2 separate regions of the Homo sapiens genome follow, and region 1 is linked to region 2. A link is a contact called in ENCODE Hi-C or POLR2A ChIA-PET data. All regions are on one chromosome and are shown on one strand. Each heading gives the region's core, a stretch centred on a gene start or an enhancer-like site at or near the end of the contact. The rest is flanking DNA. Distances are from core to core; before and after follow the strand shown. Region 1 holds the start of STK31 (serine/threonine kinase 31). Region 2 holds the start of NUP42 (nucleoporin 42).

Region 1 (5,854 bases), core at 133-2,632, 530 kb after region 2:
GTATATAAAGAACTGTCAAAACTCAATAATAAATTCAGTTAGAAAACAGGAAAAAGCTTGGACACCTCATTTAGGAAGATCTGGATGGAAAATAAACATAAGAAAAGTTTCTCAACATTTTTAGTTAGTAGAGAAATAAATGCAAATTAAAATCACAAGGAGATACCACTTTAAACATTTATACATGAATGTTTAAACTTAAAAACACAAACCATATCAAATGATGGTGAGGATATAGAGCAACTAGAACTCTGAAACCCGCTGGTGGGAATATAAAATAGTACAACTGTGTAAAACTATGCGGCAATTTTTTAAGCACATATACAATTCTATGACTTGGCCATTCCACTCCTAGGTACTAACCCATGAGATATGAAAACATATGTCCATACAAAGACTTGCACACAATAGCAGCTTTATTTGAAACAATTCAAAACTGGAAGCAGTCCAAACACCTATTAAAAGGTAGATAAACAAATTGTGTTATATTCATGCAGTGGAATAGTAACAGCAATAAAACCCAACAAACTCTTGACACATAGGACGAAATTTATCAATCAAAATAATTATGCTATTGGAAAGAAGCTAGATTAAATGTTCATACTGTATGATTCTATTATCGTAAAATTCTAGAAAATGCAAACTAATATATGGTGACAGAAAGCAGAACGGGAGCTGGGAGGAGTCAGGTATTACAACCGGGCATGAGGAAACTTTGAGGTGATGGAAAAGTTTATCTTAATTGTGGAGGTGATTTCAACAGTGTATACATATGTTCACCCTTAACAAATTATGCACTTTTGATATCTGCAGTTTATTGTACTTTAACCTTCAAGCTGTTAAAAATTAACCGGAGATAATTTTCAATTGTTGTGTAAGGTTTGCCACAAAGTGTAATATCTGCAAAGAAGCAGACAACTAATTTTTTCTTCTTAAGATTGTGGAAAAAGTTGTAATACTACAGAGAGCTGTGGAATCTAAGGATTAGTTGACCAACGCTTGTAAAGCTACCAATCTGAAAAACACATTTTCAGTTACCAAAGTTATTTTCTCTCTTCCATCGTGTAAATAGAATGTCGGGGTTCTTCTAATTTGGGTGTTTCTAAAATTTAAATCCACGTGAACAGATTAGGAAAGACCACGAAATCCTACGTCACCTCTAAAGTCACAGCTTGAAGCCTTGCGAAAGGAACTGGCCCTAGACCCCACCCCGGCCTATAAATCACCAGGGCGCAGCCTCAGTGCCTGGGGGTCGGCAGCAGCCAGCGTCAGGCGGCTCCCGCACGCTTCTTCCTAGGCGGCAGGCCGTGGCTGCCACGTGACTCCCGCTAACACCGGATGATGGCGCAGCGCTGTGCACGCAGGCGCAGTGTGGGGCCCTTGCGGTCGAAGCTCACGCGGTAAGCCGCTGCACGTGTGCTACGGCGGGCGGAGGGCCGAAAGTCCAGTATGTGGGTCCAGGGTCACTCTTCTAGAGCTTCCGCAACGGAAAGTGTGAGGTCAGTAGTAGTTTTTGTGGTACGTGCAGTGGTGGCCGCTTCAAGGACTATTTTCGTCGCTGCTTGCGTTTTAAGTCTCCAATCCTGGGACGAGGCCCATTTCAGGGTTTTCTGTCACCTTCTAGCCGCCCGCCACCCCAGAGGGGTGCCAGATGCCCCAGTTTTTGAGTGCATGCAGGCAGGCGAAAGTGGCTCGAAAAGACCTCCGGCCTGAATGATCTCCATGAAGACGCGGTCACGCAGCCTCCACACTCTCTTCCCCTTCTCGAAAATTCTGTGCCATTTAAGTTTCAAAATCCCTTATAAAATAAGTGTCAGAGAGCTACGTGTACCCGTTTCTTCCAAATTTTCATCACGAAGTGGAGATTTGGACGTACTATTTTGTGATCTCTGTTTGCAGAAAGTGGGTACGGCATCAGTGCCTTCATAATCAGGGCAAGTCATTTTAAAATAAGATTTAAAAACTACTCTAGAAGTAGCTTCTTGGAGTGTGTGGAGAGATTTCCAAAGTAATTTTAACTTTTACTGAATTTAAGCCTTAATGCTTTCCGTGGGAATATATAGTCTCCCTAAAAGTTATTACAGCTTTTCAGTCAGTTGAATTTAAAAACTGCTTTTTGACCAGTAGAAAAGAACCCTTGCTTTGGAGACATTTTCATGCCACTTACGAAAAATTTTTTTAAAAAATTAAGTTGTGACAAAGTAATCCATTTTTAAAATTTTATTTTTCTGTGATGAGGAGTTAATGTTTTCCTTTTCATAATGAGAGAGCATTTGAAACTTTAGTATAGTGGTGTTCCTAGACAACTTTTAAAGCTCTTAAAAAATTGCGGTGGCTTAGGCCTGTAATCCCGGCACTTTGAGAGGCCGAGGTGGGCAAATCACAAGGTCAGGAGTTCAAGACCAGCCTGGCCAACATGGTGAAACCCCGTCTCTACTAAAAATACAAAAATTAGCTGGACGTGGTGTCACGCGCCGGTAATCTCAGCTACTTGGGAGGGTGAGGCAGGAGAATTGCTTGAACCCGGGGGGTGGAGGTTGCAGTGAGCTAAGATCTCCAGCCTGAGCGACAGAGCAAGACTTCGTTTGGGGGGAAAAAAAAAAAAACCCATAAAAAATCTGTGTTTTAATTTTCCTTCAACACTTATGAATGGAAAGTGCAGTATTTTAGTATATTACAGATAAAATTACATAGTGTACATTTATTTTGGAATATTTTTGCATTTGATAAAGTATAATATTATGTAATTAAAATTATTTTTGAAGTAATAGGCAAAATTTTAGGTATTTTTGCAGTCTTTAATCCCACGGAATCTTCAAAAATAGTAACCACCGTGCCTTTTACATAAAATAGACTACCAGTTTAAAGCATTTGTTCTATTACTTGTAATGTTTCTCTTTGTTTACATTGTGGAAGTCCTTTTTATGGGAGGATATTTTCTAAAAAAAGAATATGTACATTGTTTCAAAGTATTGATTTATGTAAGTGATCAAAATGTATATGAGTTCAGTATAAGTTTGTAAAAGTTTGGCTAGAGATAATTTTAAGGATAGAGATTATATATGATAAAATTGCATCTACTACAAAATACTCAAAAGAATTAGTTAGTGAAGGAAATATTGAGCTCATTTTTAATATAGAGTTTGAATTTTGATAACTGCATTTAGGACAAAACATTTGTAAGAATTGAACATGATGTAGTTTAGTCTTCATTCATTATTAATGGTGGATTATTGTAATCTAATTTAAGGTATTGTTCTAGTTTTTCAGGAATTGTTCAAATGGATGAAGATACACATTACGATAAAGGTACTGACACTAAAAATTATTTTGGGGTGTAAGAGCTAGATGATACTGATTAATTTCTAATTTTCCTTGTATTGTGATTTGATTTTAGTGGAAGATGTGGTTGGAAGTCACATAGAAGATGCAGTAACATTTTGGGCCCAGGTAAATAGCAAACTGGTTGATATCCCCCCTCACCTCCCCCAATCCAGTTCCTCCCCAACAAAAACAAAAATAAAACCCAGGAATAAATACATTTGTCATTCTCATTGCCTAATATTTATTGAATTATTTATCACCAGGCATTATTAGGAGACAAATGTTGACAGCTGTGATGTTACTTGACTCATTATGAGTCAAGTGTTATGCCCATAATACACCAAGTTTGAAAAAAGAAAATTGGCAAGATTGTGATTTCAGAATTCCACTCAATTCTAGGCTGCTTTTGCTGGATTCTGAGAGCCTGTTGTATTTGTGAAGTTATAGCCCCATCTAGGGGTCTTTTATAAGATTGTTTCTTGAAGGAGGATAAGTTAAAAATCTCGGTCGTTTTTTCTAATGGCTTAAATTTGAGATGTGGTATTTTTCTCATTATAGAATTGGAAGCATGAATGAAACATTTCTGATTTTCTGTTGGGAGGGTGTCAGTTAGGTAAGGTTACTCAGTTTTAAATACAAAGCAAGCACTGAAGGGCTGTGTTCCACAATTTAAGAAGGTAAATTCCTCTGATGCACAGAACGACCTGCTAATTTTTGGTTTTGTAAACTATACATGATACGGAAGGGAAAGAAATTACGTTTCTCTATACTCCCTACAGCATGGGAACTCCTTTTGGTGGGGGGTGAGGTGAACTCGTAATGTGGGAAATAAGGAGAATATATGAGAAGAAAGTTCTAGAAGAATATGATTAACCCAGAGTTCTTAAATATATAGTCATGCATCACTTAATGACTGGGATACATACAGAGAAATGCATCATTAGGCAACTGCGTCGCTGTATGAACATCATAGAATGTACTTAGAGAAACCTGGATGATATAGCCTACCACATACCTAGGCCATGTGGTGTACCTGTACCTCATGTTACTGTACTGAATGCTGCAGACAATTGTAACACAATATTAAGTCTTTATGTATCTAAACATGAAGGTACAGTAAAAACATATTATAAAAGATTAAAAAGTGGTACACCTGTATAGGGCACTCACCATGAATGGAGCTTGCAGGATTAGAAATTGCTTTGGGTGAGTCATTGAGTGAGTAGTGAGGAATGTGAAGTCCTGGGACATTACTGTACACTACTGTATACTTTATAAATACCATACACTTAGGCTACACTAAATTTATAAAAATATTTTTCTTCAATAAACCTTAGCTTACTGTAACTTTTAATAAACTTTTGACTCATTTGTAGTAACACAGCTTAAAACAAACATTGTAGAGCTGTGCAAAAATATTCTTTACGTCCTTATTCTAAAGCTTTCTTCTCTTTTTAAACTTTTAATTTTTTTTTACTTTAAAAACTTTTTGGTTAAAAACGAAGACAAGATCTTCAATATCACTGTCTTTCACTTCCGCTTCTTGTCCTACTAGAAGGTCTTCAGGGTCAGTAATGTGCATGGAGCTGTCATCTTCTGTAATAAAAATGCCCTTTTGGAATACCTTCAGAAGGACTTGAGGCGGCTGTACAGTTAACTTTTTTAAATAAGTAGGAGTACACTAAAATAAGAAAAATTATAGTAAAAAAAAATATATATATACACACACACCAGTGACATAGTTATTTTCATTACCAAGTATTATGTACTGTACATAATTGTATGTGCTGTGCTTTTGTGAGACTGGGGCACGGTAGGTTTACACCAGCATCACCACAAATATGTGAGTAATGCATTGTTCTATGATGTTACAATGGCTAGGACTACACTAGGCAATAGGAATTTTTCAGCTTCATTATAATCTTACGGGACTACTGTAGTGTGTGTGGTTCATTCTTTGACCACAATGTCACTATGTGGGGCATGGCTGCATGTAAAAAAAAATTGTAGAAGGGTGATGTTATAGAAAACTTGGGGCAAATTCGTGTGTCTGCTTATGCACATATATTTGGCAAATTTGTTTCTGCTTATGCATATTCTCTAAAGGTTGCTCACACGTTCTGGTTCCATGCCCATTGTCTCTGTATTAGTGACAACTGCATCACTCTCAACAGTGTCCCAGGGTGGATGATAAATTATATTTAAGCTTATTATACAGAAACATCATTTATCAGTGTAAAAAGATTTTCTAGACTAGTGCTGTCTAGTAGAAATATATGAGCCATGTAAGTAATTTTAAAACATTTTTGGCAGCCACATTGAAGAAACTAAAAATAGCAGGTGACATTTTAATAAGTACATTTTATTTAACTCAATATATCCAAAATATTGTTTCAAAATATAATTAGCATAAAAATGTGAACAGGATAGTTTATATTTCCTTTTTAATATTGTCTTTGAAATCCAGTGTGTATATTAGACTTACAGCATATCTCCTTAGACTAGCCATATTTCAAGTGGGTATTGGCTA
Region 2 (5,835 bases), core at 327-2,826:
AATGCCCTGGTTTGTTTGTAGAAAATATACAATAAGTATTTGGATCATGGGGCATTAGGTCTGCAACATAGTCTCAAATGGTTCAGGAAAAAAGTTCTTTGTACTGTTATTTGTAACTTTTCCATAAATTTGTTTCAAAATAAATGAATTGCATTGATTAAAGAAAATAAAAAACTAGTTTGGACAAGTAGTTCCCGTCCTGTAGATTCTGCTGTCTTCAAAATCCAAACAAATTACATGAGCAAGAATGATGGCTCACTCCCAGCTCAATAATCCTAAAACCACCAGCACAAACCTGTAATCCAACAAAGTCAGATCTATTGACTTATTGCAATCAAGAAGACTGCACACCAGAGGAGCTGTGGTGTGTCTCACCGTACAAAATAAAAGGTAGTTATTGTATGTTTTGGCGGGGAGAGTGAAGTTTAGGTGAAATTTAAATGAAATCTCAAAGCATAGCTGTGTGTAAAGGCATTAACATCAGGTCTGGACGAGAATTGAATGTAGGGCATGTTTCCTTGGAAACTGCAAAGTTAAGAAAATACAGAATGTTTTCAGAACCGTTTATCTGAAGCTCTACACCTGGATAGAAATTGAGGCTGCTTCTCTGCGTCAAAGAGACTTAGATCCTCCAGGCAAGGATGGGACTTTTCACTCGTTCTGATATAATTTCAAATAGCAACGTTTATGTGGACTTGAAAGAACAAGGTTTCGGCCAGACGCGGTGGCTCACACCTGTAATCGCAGCACTTTGGGAGGCGGACGCGGGCGGATCACGAGGTCAGAAAATAGAGACCATCCTGGCTAACACGGTGAAACCGTGTCTACTAAAAATACAAAAAAATTAGCCGGGCGTGGTGGCGGGCACCTGTAGTCCCAGCTACTCGGGAGGCTGAGGCACGAGAACGGCATGAACCTTGGAGGCAGAGCTTGCCTCCAAGCTCTGCCACTGTACTCCAGCCTGGGCGACAGAGCGAGACTCCGTCTCAAAAAAAAAAAAAAAAAAGAAGAAATAACAAGGTTTCTCAGTGTGTAGTAAGAATGTACTTAAGTGGTAATACTTTTCCGTTGCAGCATGTCCTAAAAGAAACATTGTTTCCTCTTAACGTCGTCTGGCTTTATTTGACTCTGTTATCCATCCAGATGAAAGGCTAGGCAGTTTGTTACTTTCTCAGCCCAAGCTAAGTTTTACCGTCTCAGCAAGAACGACTCAGTCTCTCAAATCATAGCTAATTCTCCTCTGAGGGCCTTGCTGAAGTTCTGCGTTTGCTTGCTCCGCTTTCCTCTCATTTTGGACCTCCAGCCTTCCTGTAGTCCGAGGCCCTGCACCGGGGTCAAACGCGCCTCCGGTCTTCACGTAACCGTTCAAGCATCCCTCCTTCCCAGGACACACTCAAAGCGTCAGAGCGGTCCGCTCTTCTCAAGTCCTATTGGCTCAAGTCCATGCGTCTCATGGCACTGCCGGGTGAGAGGCGGAAAAAGGCCTTCCCAGGCGCGAGAAGATGACGTCACAGTAGCCCGGCCGGGCGCCGAGGTTGCCTTAGGGCTCTCTGCCCAGTAACAGGCATCGAACGGTGCAGACTGAAGACGCCCTCCGTCAGCGACGCCGTCGCAATGGCCATTTGTCAATTCTTCCTTCAAGGCCGGTGCCGCTTTGGAGATCGGTGCTGGAACGAACATCCCGGTGCTAGGGGTGCAGGAGGAGGACGGCAGCAACCGCAGCAGCAGCCTTCAGGTGACTCTCCTCTGAATCCTCCGCGGTAACCGAGCCGGGAAGGGTCCGCCGGCGGGGACCGGGCGTCCCGCGTGTTTCCCGCTGCTGGTGACCCCAACGTGCCCGCGTCGCGGCCTTGCCGGCCCTACTGGGCCCTGCACAACGTTTTTAAACCGAGGGTTTTATCTACATATTATTCATGTGGTCCGTTTTTATTGAGCTTCTGAGGACCTGGGTTTGGGCCTGGATGCTTGTGCGAAACTGAGTTTTTAAATCGGAAGTACCTATCGAAACTACCTTGTAGGTAAATGCCGGAATTGAATATAATTTTTACTAAGTTGTTTTTTCGAGGGTGAGGCTAGCAGCTTGGGTCAGAATCAGGACTTCATTTTGGAGAAGTCGTGGACTTCTTTGAAAAAATCTAATAAAACCGGCCGGGCGGTGGCTCACGCCTGTAATCCCAGCACTTTGGGAGGCCGAGGCGGGCGGATCACGAGGTCAGGAGTTTGAGACCAGCCTGACCAACATAGTGAAACACCGTCTTTACTAAAAATACCAAAAAAAAAAAAAAAAAAAAAAATAGCCGGGCGTGGTGGCGCGCGCCTGTAATCCCAGCTACTCATGAGGCTGAGACAGGAGAATCGCTTGAACCCGGGAGGTGGAGGTTGCAGTGGGCCGAGATCGTGCCACTGCACTCCAGCCTGGGCGACAGAGCGAGACTATCAAAAAAAAAAAAAGAAAGAAAGAAAAGAAAAAAAGAAAATCTAATAAAACCTATAGAGCCATACCGCAAAAATGCACCTGCTCATAAATTTGGGGTGAAATTGGGAATGTGGGACGCCCAGTTAAGGGCTATCCGGGAGGTGAGGAAAGGAGATGCGGGGGCCACGTTGATCTAGTCCCTGGGCCTAGATCATTGTCAAAGCTTTTTATCTTCAAGGAAAGGAGAGATTAGACATGAAACCTTAGAACAACACAAGATTTTTAAAGATCGGGTTAATAATTCGGTGCTGTCTCCCTTCCTTCCCCTCCTTTAGGGCTATTCATCTGACCTTTATTTTTTTATTTTATTTTGAGACGGAGTCTTGCTCTCTCAGTCAGGCGGCTCACTGCGACCTCCGCCTCCCAGGCTCAAGCGATTCTTATGCCTCAGTCTCCCGAGTAGCTGGGATTACGGGTGCCCGCCACCATGCCCTTGATAATTTTTGTATTTTTAGTAGAGACAGGGTTTTGCCATTTTGGCCATACCGGTCTCGAACTCGTGACCTAAGGTGATACTCCCGCTTCCGTCTTTCAAAGTGCTGGGATTACAGGCGTGAGCGACCGCGGCGGGCCTCATCTAACCTTTAAACCTTGTATTGCGTGATGGTTTCACGTCTGATCCCACTTCAGGGAAGACAGTCCTTTTATTTCCTCCACAATTAATCTAGTGAAATATTTCAGACCGAAAATTAGGACTCATGTCTGATGAATGTGAGTGTAAACAAAATTTGGCAGACAAATTGTATTTAGCTCCCAGAAACAAATGAATGTTTCTGGAATTATAAGTATGAAGACCAAAAGCAATGTAAAAAAAAAAAAAAAAAAAAAAAAGGAGGAAGTGAGTTTCTTCAGTTGTATCATCCCCCAGTGAATTTGGAACTTTAGAAGAAGAAGATACCATTAACTTCTACTTGAGGGATCTGGTCTAGCAATCTCCACTTTTTTTTTTTTTTTTTTTAGGGTAGTTTAGAGTTGCAGGATGAACTTTCACAACTGGGCATGTGTGTCATTCTAACTTTTAATATAATTAATGGCTTATCTCTTTATTCAGTCAGAAACAAGATGAATTACCTTAATCTTGGCCCCAACTAGGAAGTGATGAGTAAATGAGATTGCTAAAATGATTTTAAAAAACAAAACAAAACCAATATATAAAGAGAGGAGAGAATCTTTTTGGCTCATTTTGATATTTATGAAATATTGGAAAGCTGGTAGAGGAACTACATGCATTCTGTACACATGTAAATACCATGTATAATCTCTCTGTGAAAATAGGTGTGTAGGTGTTTGCCCAGAGAAAAGACTGCGTCAAATAGACTTAAGCATCTGTACAAAAACAGAGGGTAGAATGTAATCTTTCATATTCGAGAAACTTTAATTCAATGTCCATTTTTCAGCCTTTACTACAGTATAGGGCCTGGTGGGGGAGCAAAGAATGATAAAAACCCAAGTTTTTATCCTGAAGGAGTTTATGATTTATGATGCATGCCTTCTGTCAACTTTTAACTATCAAGCAGTTGTTCATTTAATAAGCTTTGTCAGCTGAATTTAGTAATATATCACTATTTTTCTATATTATTTTCTTCTCAATCTCAAACAAAAATGCAATTGGCCACTATGTGATTTGTTGATATTACAACCTAACTACTGTATATAAATAAAAAATGAAGAGATTGTCATTTAAAATGAGTTTAAATGTAGTGCTTGTTGAATCTTTCTATATTGTCTAGACATACTAAGATATAATGAAGATTTTTGAGATTTTAAAGAACAGTTGCTGGGCACAGTAGCTCATGCCTATAATTCCAGCACTTTGGGAGGCTGAGGCAGGTGGATCTCTTGAGCCCAGGAGTTTGAGACCAACCCCGGGCAATATGGCAAGACCTTATCTCTACAAAAAGTACAAAAATTAGCCAGACATGGTGGTTTGCGCCTGTGGTCCCAGCTACTCAGGAGGCTGAGGTGGGAGGATCGATTGAGCTTAGGAGGTTGAGGTTACAGTGAGCCAAGATCATGCCACTGTACTCCACCCTGGGCAAAAGAGTGAGACCCTATCTCAATTAAAAAGAAAATAGAAAGAAAAGTTGCTAGTAAAATTATTTTGTTTTATTGTTTATTTTAGGTAATAATAGACGTGGATGGAATACAACTAGCCAGAGATATTCCAATGTCATCCAGCCATCCAGTTTCTCCAAATCCACACCATGGGGGGGCAGCAGAGATCAAGAAAAGCCATATTTCAGTTCTTTTGATTCTGGAGCTTCAACTAACAGGAAGGAAGGCTTTGGATTGTCTGAGAACCCATTTGCTTCACTTAGTCCTGATGAGCAGAAAGATGAAAAGAAACTTCTGTAAGTGAAAGTTTTCAGGAAAATTACTATCCATTTGCTTATGTTTTTTCACCTACAATCTTTGTTGTTTCTCTTTTTTTGTAACATCTTTTCACAATACAATATTTTCTTTAAAAAAAGAAATAATGCATTATTTTTAAATCAGAGTAGCAAAAAGAAGAAAAATCACCCACAATTCTATCACTCATAGATAGCCACTCTTTTGCTGTGTATTACCCTAGATTTTATTTCACTTAAAAATATATCATCTTTCTATAATAGTAGAGTGCCTTCCTAGGGGTAATTACGCTTTTTCCACTTTGTGTTGATAACACTATATTGTGAATATCTTTCTAAGATTAGTCCTGCTTAAGTTCATTCTAACTTACAAGTCCTTTACAAAGTATGATGTAATTTAGAACAACTTGTGAACTTGGAGGTCATTTTACCATCTCATTTATTTATTTATTTATTTATTTTGAGACGGAGTCTTGCTCTGTTGCCCAGGCTAGAGTGCAGTGGTACAATCTCGGCTCGCTGCAGCCTCCGCCTTCTGGGCTCAAGCCATTCTTCTGCCTCAGCCTCCCAAGTAGCTGGGATTACAGGCTCCTGCCACCAAGCCAGCTAATTTTTTGTGTTTTTAGTAGAGATAGGGTTTTACCATGTTGGCCAGGCTGGTCTTGAACTCTTGACCTCAAGTGATCTGCCTGCCTCAGCCTCCCAAAGTGCTGGGATTATAGGCATAAGCCACCATACCCAGCCACATATCTTATTTCTTTCTAAAACTTTTACTTGGATTATCCTATTCAAACTGATCTCATTTGATTTCCTACATTTATTATGGAGTAGATACATGACATTTCTTGAGAATATTTATGGTAAAATTTATGGCTGGTGTCAAAACAATGCTTGGCTATCTGTAATGTTCTCTCAACTCATGGTGACTAGGATGGAATTTAAATGTAATTGGTTAGTCTTTTACTTATCCTAATTAAATCAGAACCAGTTGTAGACATGTTGAGTCATATA

Evidence for each region. Hi-C counts contacts between places; a loop is a spot of excess contacts on that map. ChIA-PET counts read pairs that join two places held with the same protein, here RNA polymerase II (POLR2A). Pooled maps may share reads with other maps.
Region 1: a pooled map shows a loop between it and region 2 (7-fold over the local background). The contact joins the promoter of STK31 here to the promoter of NUP42 in region 2. A Hi-C loop is called at or near these places in 6 of 50 pooled maps. POLR2A ChIA-PET finds 5 or more read pairs at or near these places in 2 of 52 experiments (PC-3 and activated CD8-positive, alpha-beta memory T cell).

Annotation. Positions count from the first base shown.
Region 1 is chr7:23,708,837-23,714,690 of GRCh38, forward strand. STK31 (serine/threonine kinase 31) reads left to right here and starts at 1,383. Exons shown (of 24, transcript NM_031414.5): 1 at 1,383-1,499; 2 at 3,263-3,309; 3 at 3,398-3,450. The coding sequence starts at 1,450.
Region 2 is chr7:23,180,472-23,186,306 of GRCh38, forward strand. NUP42 (nucleoporin 42) reads left to right here and starts at 1,577. Exons shown (of 7, transcript NM_007342.3): 1 at 1,577-1,735; 2 at 4,599-4,827. The coding sequence starts at 1,615. RefSeq lists enhancers at 1,172-1,771, 1,872-1,941.